2 separate regions of the Homo sapiens genome follow, and region 2 is linked to region 1. The links are chromatin contacts, found by Hi-C or POLR2A ChIA-PET in ENCODE. All regions are on one chromosome and are shown on one strand. Each heading gives the region's core, a stretch centred on a gene start or an enhancer-like site at or near the end of the contact. The rest is flanking DNA. Distances are from core to core; before and after follow the strand shown.

Region 1 (5,520 bases), core at 2,733-5,232:
TTTTTTTTTTTTTTTGAGACGGAGTTTCGCTCTTGTTGCCCAGGCTGGAGTGCAATGGTGTGATCTTGGCTCACTGCAACCTTCGCCTCCTGGGTTCAAGCTATTCTTCTGCCTCAGCCTCCTGAGTAGGCGGGATTACAGGCATGCACCACCATGCCTGGCTAATTTTGTATTTTTGGTAGAGACGGGGTTCTCCATGTTGGTCAGGCTGGTCTCGAACTCCTGACCTCAGGTGAGCTGCCTGCCTTGGCCTCCCAAAGTGCTGGGATTACAGGTTTGAGCAATCGCACCCGGCCCTGTACAGAGATTCTTGTATACTCTTTACTCAACTTCCACTAATGTTAACATCATACATTACCATATGGCTATGTCAAAACTGAGAAATTAGCATTGTTATAATACCATTAACTAAATTACAGAATTTATTTATATTTCACTAGGTATGCCCTTTTGGTTCTAGGATCCAATTCAGGATACCACATTGCATTTAGCGTGGTGCTTCTTTTTTTTTTTTTTTTTTTTTTTGAGACAGAGTCTGGCTCTGTTGCCCAGGCTGGAGTGCAGTGGTGCAATCTTGGGTCACTGCAAACTTCGCCTCCTGGGTTTGAGCAATTCTCCTGCCTCAGTCTCCCGAGTAGCTGAGATTACAGGTGCCCGCCACTATGCCCAGTTAATGTTTTGTATTTTTAATAGAGACAGGGTTTCACCATGTTGGCCAGGCTGGTCTCCAACTCCTGACCTCAAGTGATCGGCCCACCTCAGCTTCCCAAAGTGCTGGGATTACAGGTGTGAGCCACCGTGACTGGCCTCGCATGGCGCTTCTTATTCACTTAAAATATATCCTGGAGATTGTTTCATATCAGTTAATATGCAGTTGTCTCATTAGAAGGACTACAGAATGAATTCCTAGAAGTGAAATTGCAGGAGCAGTGATTATGTGCATTTAAAGATTACCAAACCCTCTCCCTTGAAGAAATTACCAGACCCTTGTCCGGTGCAGTGGCTCACACCTTTAATCCCAGCTCTCAGGGAGGCAGAGGCGCGAGGATACCTTGAGCCCAGGAGTTTGAGACCTGCCTGGGCAGTATAGCGAGACCCCGTTCTCCACAGAAAGGGGGGAAAAAAGACAAAAAAAAAAAAAAAAAAAAAAAAGAAAGAAATTACCAGACCTTTTTTTGGAGAGGGGGAATTGTCTTTTTGTGGTTTTTCTCTTGAGACAGAGTCACCCTCTGTCACCCAGGCTGGAGTGCAGTGGTGTGATCTCCGCTCACTGCAACCTCCGCCTCCTGGGTTCAAGCGATTCTCCTGCCTCAACCTCCCAAGTAGTTGGGACTACAGCGCACGCCACCACACCCAGCTAAGTTTTTGTATTTTAGTAGAGTCGGGGGTCTCACCATGTTGCCCAGGCTGGTCTCGAATTCCTGAGCTCAAGCGATCCGCCCGCCTCGGCCTCCCAAAGTGCTGGGATTACAGACATAAATCAGGGCGCCCGGCCTGGACCCTTCTAACTGGTCCCCCTTTGAGTATTCCAAGTTTCTTCACATTCCAAGATTAGGATTGGACAGTGATAATGTAAAGTGCTCAAAAAGTTTTTGCACTCTTCAAAATAATTTTTTTAAGTCTACTGGCACAAATACATATAGCATTGCGTGATTTACATTACACCAATAATTCCTTGTACCATGACCTACGTATATGGTTGAGTCCTCTTAGGACCACTAGGGGGCTCTGCTAGAAGGGTTTATATAATTTATGTCAGCCCACTTAGGGGAAATGTTTTGAGATGATATTTTCGAATTCTGAACTCTTAAAACTTGAGAGAGATAATCTAATCCAGTTTTCTCGTTTCGTAGATGAGGAAATAAAAGCTGGCAAGAGAACTGCCATGGGAGAGAACTGGAATTTTAAAATCTCCTCTTGGTTCCTGGGGCGGGAGTTTAAGAAATTCTCTTTTGCCTTGTGCCCCCACTGATTCGCCTCCATTGGCTATTTCCATGTTTGCCACCACAATTTTAATTACTTTTGGTAAAACCATGTATTTGTGATATTTTTATAATAGATATTTTACTGATTGGCTAGGTGAAGAAAGTGCATGAAGTATAAACTTCTGAAATGACACCCTTATTACTTATTCCAAAATGTTCTATTCAAAATGCTTCTCAGTACCAAACCATTATTACTATGCACCTTAGAAACCACTTTCTTTTTTAAAAATTATTATCTTTAGAGACAGGATTTCACCATAGGGCCCAGGTTGGTCTCAAACTCCTGGGCTCAAGTGATCTGCTCCCCCTCGGCCTTCCAAAGTGCTGGGATTACAGGCGTGAGCCACCGCGCCCGACCAGAAACCACTTTCTTTTGTTTGTTTGTTTTTTGTTTTTTTTTGAGACGGAGTCTCGCTCCGTTGCCCAGACTGGAGTGCAGTGGCGCAATCTCGCTCGCTGCAAGCTCCGCCTCCCGGGTTCACGCCATTCTCCTGCCTCAGCCTCCCGAGTAGCTGGGACTACAGGCGCCCGCCACCACGCCCAGCTATTTTTTTTATATTTTTTTAGTAGAGACGGGGTTTCACCGTGTTAGCCAGGATGGTCTTGATCTCCTGACCTCGTGATCCGCCCGCCTCCGCCTCCCAAAGTGCTGGGATTACAGGCGTGAGCCACCGCACCTGGCCCAGAAACCACTTTCAAACTTACTTTCCACTTAAAATATTTTATACTTTTTGTTTTGTTTTGTTTTGTTTGAGACAGAATCTTGCACTGTGGCCCAGGCTGGAGTGCAGTGGCGCGATCTCGCTCACTGCAACCTCCGACCCCCAGGTTCAAGCGATGTTCCTGCCTCAGCCTCCAGAATAGCTGGGATTACAGGTGCCTGCCACCACACCTGGCTGATTTTTGTATTTTTAGTAGAGATGGGGTTTCACCATGTTGGCCAGACTGGTCTCGGACTCCTGACCTCAAGCGATCCGCCGCGCCAGCAAAAACGTTTTAGTCTTATCTGTACTCATTTACTCATTCAATATTTATTGAGTGCCTACTATCACCAGGCACCTTTGAGGCCTAGGTTTACAGAAATAAGGCTCCCCCTCCCCCACCCCGAGTCCCCTGAAGGGTACTGTAATTGTTTCCATTTCTCCAATTTTCACTTTAATATATGTGAATTTTCACATGCTTCATTCAGTTCAGTGGTTCTCATAATGTGGTCCCGGAACCAGCACCAACAGCAGCAGCAACTGGGAGACTTGTTAGAAGCGCAGTCTTAGGCCCACCCTACACTCTAGGGATGGGCATAGGAGTGTGTGTGTGTGTGTGTGTGTGTGTGTGTGAGAGAGAGAGAGAGAGAGAGAGAGAGATTGTGTGTGTGTGTCAAGCTCGGTATTAAATAGGTCAAAGAGCAACATCTGGCTTCTAAACCCACCCTCAGGCCTCTCCACCGAGTACCTGTCTCAAACCCAATCTGATCCAACAATAACCAGCCTTAATTCAATAATCTGTGCTACCTGAGATGATGGGAATAATCGTGGTACTATAAATGTTGCAGAACAAAAACGACTGCAGTAGATTTTCTGGGGCTACACCAACTGAAAATGGGCCGGACCGAGATCCGGGAGAGCGTTTTCCTGCGCTAGACACGGCGTTCAGCCTCCGGGTTCCGGGTCTAGCTGAGTCAGGGCGGCGTTCCAGCCGAGTGCGGCGTCGGAAACCCGTTCGGTTGCGCCCGAACCTTCGGTCAGAGGCCAGCGCTGGAAGCCCAGACCACAGCACCCGGGTTTAAACAGGAGCGGAGGCGCCGGGAAGGGCCGGGGGGGCCGGCTAGGGCCGGCCAGCTTGGAAGCCGCACCCTCGCGGCCCCAGACGCCGGCAGGGCGGAGCCACGCGGCCGCAGCCCCAGCCGAGACGCGAGCTCGTGGCTCGGGCGTATGGGGGCTCCAACGGGAGCGGCTGCGCCGCCCGGCCGGGTCAACGTCGTGCGCATGCGCCGACCCGGCGCCATTTTGGTGGCCGGGCGCGGAGGTGATTCCACACTGAGGCGAGCGCGGCGGCCGGGGTGGTAGTGGCAGTGTTCGTGTGCTCAGGTCTGAATCGCCGAGGGAGGAGGCGGTGGAGGAAGAGGTGGCGGCGGTGGCGGTGGTCGTAGCGGTGGCGGAGGAGGCGGGTACGAATCAGCTGCGGGCGGAGACATGGCCAACATCGCGGTGCAGCGAATCAAGCGGGAGTTCAAGGAGGTGCTGAAGAGCGAGGAGGTCAGAAATGAACTCCCGGATATCCCCCACCTCTGCCTGGGGCGGGAGGGTCCTCCCAGCTGCGACCCCGATATCCCCGGTAGTCCCTGGGTGGTCCTCCTTGCGGCCGCCCTTCTGCCTGTGAGGAAGCAGCAGTGTTCCCCTCCTCCTTCCGCCGCCTTCCCCTCCCCTCCCAGAGCGCTAGGATGGACGGTCTCGCGGGCGGGTGGTCTGGGGTGGAACATGGTTTGGGGAGGTGATGGACAGGGGGCAACTCCTCGGAGGGATGGAAGCTCACAAGAGAACCCGAGGCGGTGGCCGCAGCTGGAAATGTGGCTGTGGGGTGGGGAGGGAGCAGGCCGAGCCTGAGAAAACCCGGGAAGTGGGTTGGGGGAAGGGGAAAGGTGGTAACTGGATCCCAAGAGCAGTGCTGCTCGAAGGCCCACACTTTTGAGGGTATTCGGGGTTATTGCCTGTCAGGCCTTCACTGTTCTTTTCTTGGGGAAGGAGCAGTGAGTCCTTAGGTATTGATTAAAAAGGAAGGACATTCAGAGTTAGTCCTTCTTAGTTGGGTGTTAGGAGTCAAAGGGAGACATAATAGAATACTGTCTTATTTGGTGGCAGGGGTAAGGGAATTTTCACCTGAGTTAGCAAGTTAATTCCAAATAAGATAATTATCTCTTTTCCACTTAACCCCCAAATTCCTAGGCCTCATCTTTATTGACATCTCAATCTTTTGAGTGGGCAAAGGCAAGGTGTTTGGTGTATTAAAGACATGTAAATATTTTTAGTTAGGAAACAAATAATGGAATGTATGAGTAGCTTATTTCAAAATATTGTTTACAAGTTACAGATCAGAGAGACTGTCTTAAGACAGTGCCTCTGTGACTCGTGTTGTGCCACGAAACTTCATTATGATGTCCCTCATAGTTAACTTGATTCTTACTTTTGAAAAGCAGACCTATTAAAAATGTGAAATTTCACCAGATTAATACATTGTTTCATCTCCTTATTGAGATTTATCACGACTTAACAGATTTTCAAAAAAGTTGCCTCCCGTTGCTCTTAAGTCCTGCAGAATTTAGATACATTTGTACTACGTTTATTTATGTAAGATATTCACAGTGCTCTAGTAATTTGACTCAAAATTATGCAAGTATTAGTACAGTTTCTCATACCAAGATCAACAAGAATGCCAGATTGTCTTCCCCACATGAATTAAACAAAAAGTAATACAGAAAATGATTATTTTCAAGATTCACATACCATTATTGAATATATCATTGCTATTTGTGTTTTTCTTT
Region 2 (5,425 bases), core at 390-2,889, 250 kb after region 1:
TGAGACTTGGTTTTAACATAACCTCAGATGCTCTCTAATCTTTGGGTATTTGTAAGATGGAAGAATAAAACGAGTGAAGACGATATGATACAAACAAATCATTCTATATTTTGACCCTCACATAATAAATCCTCTATTCTTTTTTTCTTTACAGCTCAAACTGTTTCCATTTTATTTTCTTTACAAATTCTTAATTCTTAAAGCCTATTTGTTTATAGGAACCACTTGCAATAGTACTAATAGCTGCTAACATGTATTGTGTTCCTGCTATGCGTCAGGTACATTTCAAATAATTTGAATACACTATTAACTTATGTAATACAATGATATCTATGAGAAGCATTATTATTAATACCCCCGTTTAACAGATGAGGAAACAGGCCAAATAAGTTGTCCAAGGGCATAAAAATCTAAATGCAGGCGGCCGGGTGCAGTGGCTCACACCTGTAATCCCAGCACTTTGGAAGGCCAAGGTGGGCGGATCATGAGGTCAGGAGATCGAGACCATCCTGGCTAACATGGTGAAACCCCCGTCTCTACTAAAAATACAAAAAATTAGCCAGGCGTGGTGGCAGGCGCCTATAGTTCCAGCTACTAGGGAGGCTGAGGCAGGAGAATGGCATGAACCCGGGAAGTGGAGCTTGCAGTGAGCAGAGATCACGCCATTGCACTCCAGCCTGGGCGACAGAGCGAGACTGCCTCAAAAAAAAAAAAAAAAAAAAAAATTAAATGCAGGCAATGTAGCTAGTCACTCACTGCTTAGTACTCTTACCTATATGTTACATATAGTATAGTAGGAGGAATGCTTCCCCAAATGACTACTGAAATACACACATTATACTATAAAAACTGTACTGTATTAGTTATAACTACTAAGTGATTATGTTCCCAGGCAAACTCAAAAAGCCTACTTTGTCACAATTTAGTTAGATGAAGACTACAGTAGAAAATTTAGATGGGAGCATCTAGCAACTTAATAGATCTCTTAATCCATTAACTGAATGTCAAGTACTCTGGCTTTCCTTTTCCTTCATAAAGGTAAATCGTTTGCCTTATGCTTAAAATGATCAAACATTATGTAAGGTGTTTTTGCTCAAAAATAAAATAAAACACAGCAGTTTTTCTAAGGTTAAACGGATTAAGAGTTGAAAGAAAAAAAAGCAGGACAGGCGCAGTGGCTCACGCCTGTAATCCTAGCACTTTGGGAGGCCGTGGAGGGAGGGGGGGATCACTTGAGGTCAGGAGTTCGAGACCAGCCTGGCCAACAAGGCGAAACCTCGTCTCTACTAAAAACACAAAAATTAGCTGGGCATGGTGGCAGGTGTCTGTAATCCCATATACTTGGGAGGTTGAGGCAGGAGAATCGCTTGAACCCAGGAGGCAGAGGTTACAGTGAGCTGAGATCACATCACTGCACTCAAACCTGGGTGATGGAGTGAGACTTCATCTCAATAAAAAAAAAAAAAGAAAGAAAAAAAAAGGAAAGGAAAAGAGATTCAAGCAGACAAGCGTACATATGTGGGAAAAAGGCAGATGGAATTAATTATGGCAGGAGCAGTGAGAGTTTAGAGGAAAATCAACAGTAAGTATAGGGAAATTCCCCTACAGGCACGATGAGAAACGGGTGGTGGGAAAAAGCAGACAGTGGCAGAGAAGCAGAAGTGGGCATCGCCTTCCTATATCAGTTGCCAAAAATATTACCACCCAGAAGAACATGATGGCAGCTAGAGAAAGGGAAACAAAAAGCTGGTTCTTTGAAAACATCAACAAAACTGACGACTTTTCAGCTAGACTGACCAAGAAAAAAAGACCAAATTACTACATTCAGAATGAAAATAGACATGTTACTAATTACCTTACAGAAATAAAACCCATTGGCCAGGCGTGGTGGCTCATGCCTGTAATCCCAGAACTTTGGGAGGCCAAGACAAGCGGATCACTTGAGGTCAGGAGTTCGAGACCAGCCTGGGCAATATGGTGAAACCCTGTCTCTACTAAAAATACAAAAAATCAGTCAGGCGTGGCGGGCACCTGTAATCCTAGCTACTTGGGAGGCTGAGGCAGGAGAATCGCTTCAACCCAGGAGGTGTGGATTGCAGTGAGCCAAGATTGCACCACTGCACTCCAGCCTGGGCGTTGCAGCAAGACTTGTGTCTTGGGAAAAAGAGAAATAAATAAAACTGATCATAAAGGACTACTATAGGCTGGAAGTGGTGGCTCACATCTGTAAAACCAGCACTGTGAGGGGATGAGGTGAGGGGAATTACTTCAGGCCCATGAGTTCGAGATCAGCCTGGGCAACACAGGAAGACCCTATCTCTATTGAGAAAAAAAAATTAATTAAAATATGTTTTTTAAAAATCCTATTTCTATACACTTGGAATGAATAATCTGACAAAGAAATTAAACAAACATGACCAGGCATGGTGGTTCACGCCTGTAATCCCAGCAATTTGGGAGGGTGATGCTGGCGGACCACTTGAGGTCAAGAGCTCAAGACCAGCCTAGCTAACATTGTGAAACCCCATCTCTACTAAAAATACAAAAAATTAGCCTGGGATGGTGGCATGTGCCTGTACTCCCAGCTACTCAGGAGACTGAGGCAGATAACTTGAACCGGGAGGCGGAGGCTGCAGTGAGCCAAGATCATGCCACTGCACTCCAGTCTGGGTGAGAGAGAGACTGTCTGAAAGGGGGGAAAAAAAAGAGAGAGGAAACATGAAATAAACATGAGGGAGTAAACCTGCTTTCTAACAGTAGTGTCCAATCCTTTGGCTTCCCTGGGCCACACTGGAAGAAGAATTGTCTTGGACCACACATAAAGTACACTAACACTAATGATAGCTAATAACCTTAAAACAAACAAAAAAAATTGCACAATAGTCTCATAATGTTTTAAGAAAGTTTATGAATGTGTGTTGGGCCACATTCAAAGCCATCCTGGGTCACATGTGACCCACGGGCTGTGAGTTGGACCAAGCTTGTTTATAAGAACCCACTTTTTGGGTAACTAATCCAGTCCCAGAAGAGTGAGAACTCACTCTCACAAGATGGCATTATCTATTCATGAGGGACTGGCCCCATGATGGAACACCTCCCAGTAGGCCCCAATTCCCAACACTGCTGCAATGAGAACCAAACTTCAACATAAGTTTTGGTGAGGACAAACCTTATCCAAATAATGGCAATGTCCACACAAAAATTTGCACATAAGCCAGGAATGGTGGCTCACTCCCATGATCTTAGCAATTTGGAAAGACAAGGAGGGAGGATGCCTTGAGACAAGGAATGCAAGACTAGCCTGGGCAACAACTGCAAGACCCCATTTCTACTAAAGATTTAAAAATTAGCTGGGTATGGTAGCACGTACCAGTAGTCTCAGCTACTTGAAAGACTGAGGCAGCAGGATTCCTTAAGCTCAGGAGGTAGGCAACACAGCAAGATATCCCGTCTCAAAAAAAAAAAAAAAAAAAGAAAGAAAGAAAAAGAAAAGAGAAATTTGCACAAGAATGTTTATAGCAGCATTATTCACAATAGCCAAAAGGTGAATCAAACCTTTTTTTTTTTTTTTTTTTTTTTGAGATGGAGTCTTGCTCTGTCACCCAGGCTGGAGTGCAATGGTGCGACCTCGGCTCACTGCATTACTGCAACCTCCGCCTCCCGGGTTCAAGCAATTCTCTGCCTCAGCCTCCCGAGTAGCTGGGTTTATAGGCGCCTACCACCAGGCCCTGCTAATTTTTGTATTTTTAGTAGAGATGGGGTTTTACCATCTTGGCCAGGCTGGTCTTGAACTGCTGACCTCATGATCCACCTGCCTCGGCCTCCCAAAGTGCTGGGATTACACGTGTGAGCTACCACGCCTGGATTTTTTTTTTTTTTTTTTTTAAAGACCGAGTCTCACTCTGCTGCCCAGGCTGGAGTGCAGTGGTGCCATCTCAGCTCACTGCAACCTCTGCCTCCTGGCTTCAAGCAATTTTCCTGCCTCAGCCTCCTGAGTAGCTGGGATTAAAGGCATGTGCCACCATGCCCGGATAATTTTTCTATTTTTAGTTGAGATGGCATTTCACCATGTTGGCCAGGCTGGTCTTGAATTCTTGACCTCAGATTATCTGCCCACCTTGGCCTCCCAAAGTTCTGGAATTAGAGGTGTGAGCCACTGAGCCCAGCCCAACCCCATTTATTATCAACTAACAAACGGATAAACAAAATTTGGTACACCTATACACTACAGTATTATCTGGCCATAAAAGGTATAATGAAAGCCAGGCATGGTGGCTCACACCTGTAATCACAGTACTTTGGGAGACCAAGGCCAGAGATCACCTGAGCACAGGATTTTGAGACTGGGCAACATAGTGAAACCCTGTCTCTACAAAAAACACCAAAAAAAAAAAAGATAGCCAGGTGTGGTGGCACATGTCCATAGTCCCAGCTACTCAGGAAGCTGAGGCAGGAGGATTGCTTGAATGCGGGAGGTCGAGGCTTCAGTGAACCCAGATGGAGCCACTACATTTTAGCGTGGATGAAAGAGCAAGAACCTATCTCAAAAAAAAAAAAAAAAAAAAGAACTGATGGTATGACTGGGCGAAATGTTATGCTAACTGAAATATGCCAGCCACAACAGACCACTTGCTTATGATTCCATTTATATGAAATGTCCAGATCGGGGAAATGTACATAGACAAAAAGTAGGTTAGTGATTCCTTAGGACTGTGGGGAGGAATATGAGGGTAATAGCTAATGGACACAGGGACTTCATTTTGAGATGATAACTGTTCTAAAACTGACTACGAGCTGGTCAAAGTGGCTCACACAATCCCAGCCCTTTGGGGTTCTGAGGCAGGTGGATGGATCATTTGAGCCCAGGAGTTCAAGACCGGACTGGGCAACAGGTGAAACCCCATCTCTAAAAAAAAAAGTTTCAACAATTAGCTTGGCATGGTGGCGCACACCCGGCTACGCAGGAGGCTGGGGTGGCACAATCACTGAACTTGCAGGGGCCAGGGCTGCAGTGCATTGCACCACTGCACTCCAGCCAGGGCGACAGAATAAGACTCTGTCTCAGAAAAAAAAAAAAAAGAAAAACACCACAAAAAACCTGACTGTGGCAATCACTGCAAGCATTTGTGATGATACTAAAAACAACCATACATTTTATTTTATTTTTGAGACAGAGTTTGCTCTTGTTGCCCAGGATGGAGTGTAATGGCATGATCTCGGCTCACCACAACCTCCACCTCCCGAGTTTAAGTGATTCTCCTGCCTCAGCCTCCAGAGTAGCTGGGATTACAGGCATGCGCCACCACGCTTGGCTTATTTTCTATGTTTTTAGTAGAGATGGGGTTTCTCCATGTTGGTCAGGCTGGTCTCAAACTCCCAAGTGATCCGCCCACCTCGGCCTCCCAAAGTGGCGGGATTACAGGTG

Evidence for each region. A loop is a pair of places that touch in the nucleus more often than their neighbours do. ChIA-PET counts read pairs that join two places held with the same protein, here RNA polymerase II (POLR2A). Pooled maps may share reads with other maps.
Region 2: a loop to region 1 is called in a pooled map, with 3 times the contacts of the local background. The contact joins the enhancer-like site here to the promoter of UBE2K in region 1. A Hi-C loop is called at or near these places in 1 of 168 maps with a recorded cell type or tissue (GM18951) and 7 of 50 pooled maps. POLR2A ChIA-PET finds 5 or more read pairs at or near these places in 8 of 52 experiments (Caco-2, GM12878, IMR-90 and 5 more).

The regions. Positions count from the first base shown.
Region 1 is chr4:39,694,154-39,699,673 of GRCh38, forward strand. UBE2K (ubiquitin conjugating enzyme E2 K) reads left to right here and starts at 3,983. Exons shown (of 7, transcript NM_005339.5): 1 at 3,983-4,237. The coding sequence starts at 4,175. RefSeq lists an enhancer at 3,537-3,596 and a silencer at 3,677-3,966.
Region 2 is chr4:39,944,757-39,950,181 of GRCh38, forward strand. The region is part of intron 2 of PDS5A (PDS5 cohesin associated factor A); the gene reads right to left. Among named protein-coding and RNA genes, the nearest start is that of PDS5A, 30 kb to the right of the region's middle. Within about 2 kb of position 1,640, at least 6 of the 41 ENCODE cell types and tissues checked have a DNase peak (open chromatin) inside an H3K27ac peak, as active enhancers do; they include GM12878, where a contact is called at or near this core.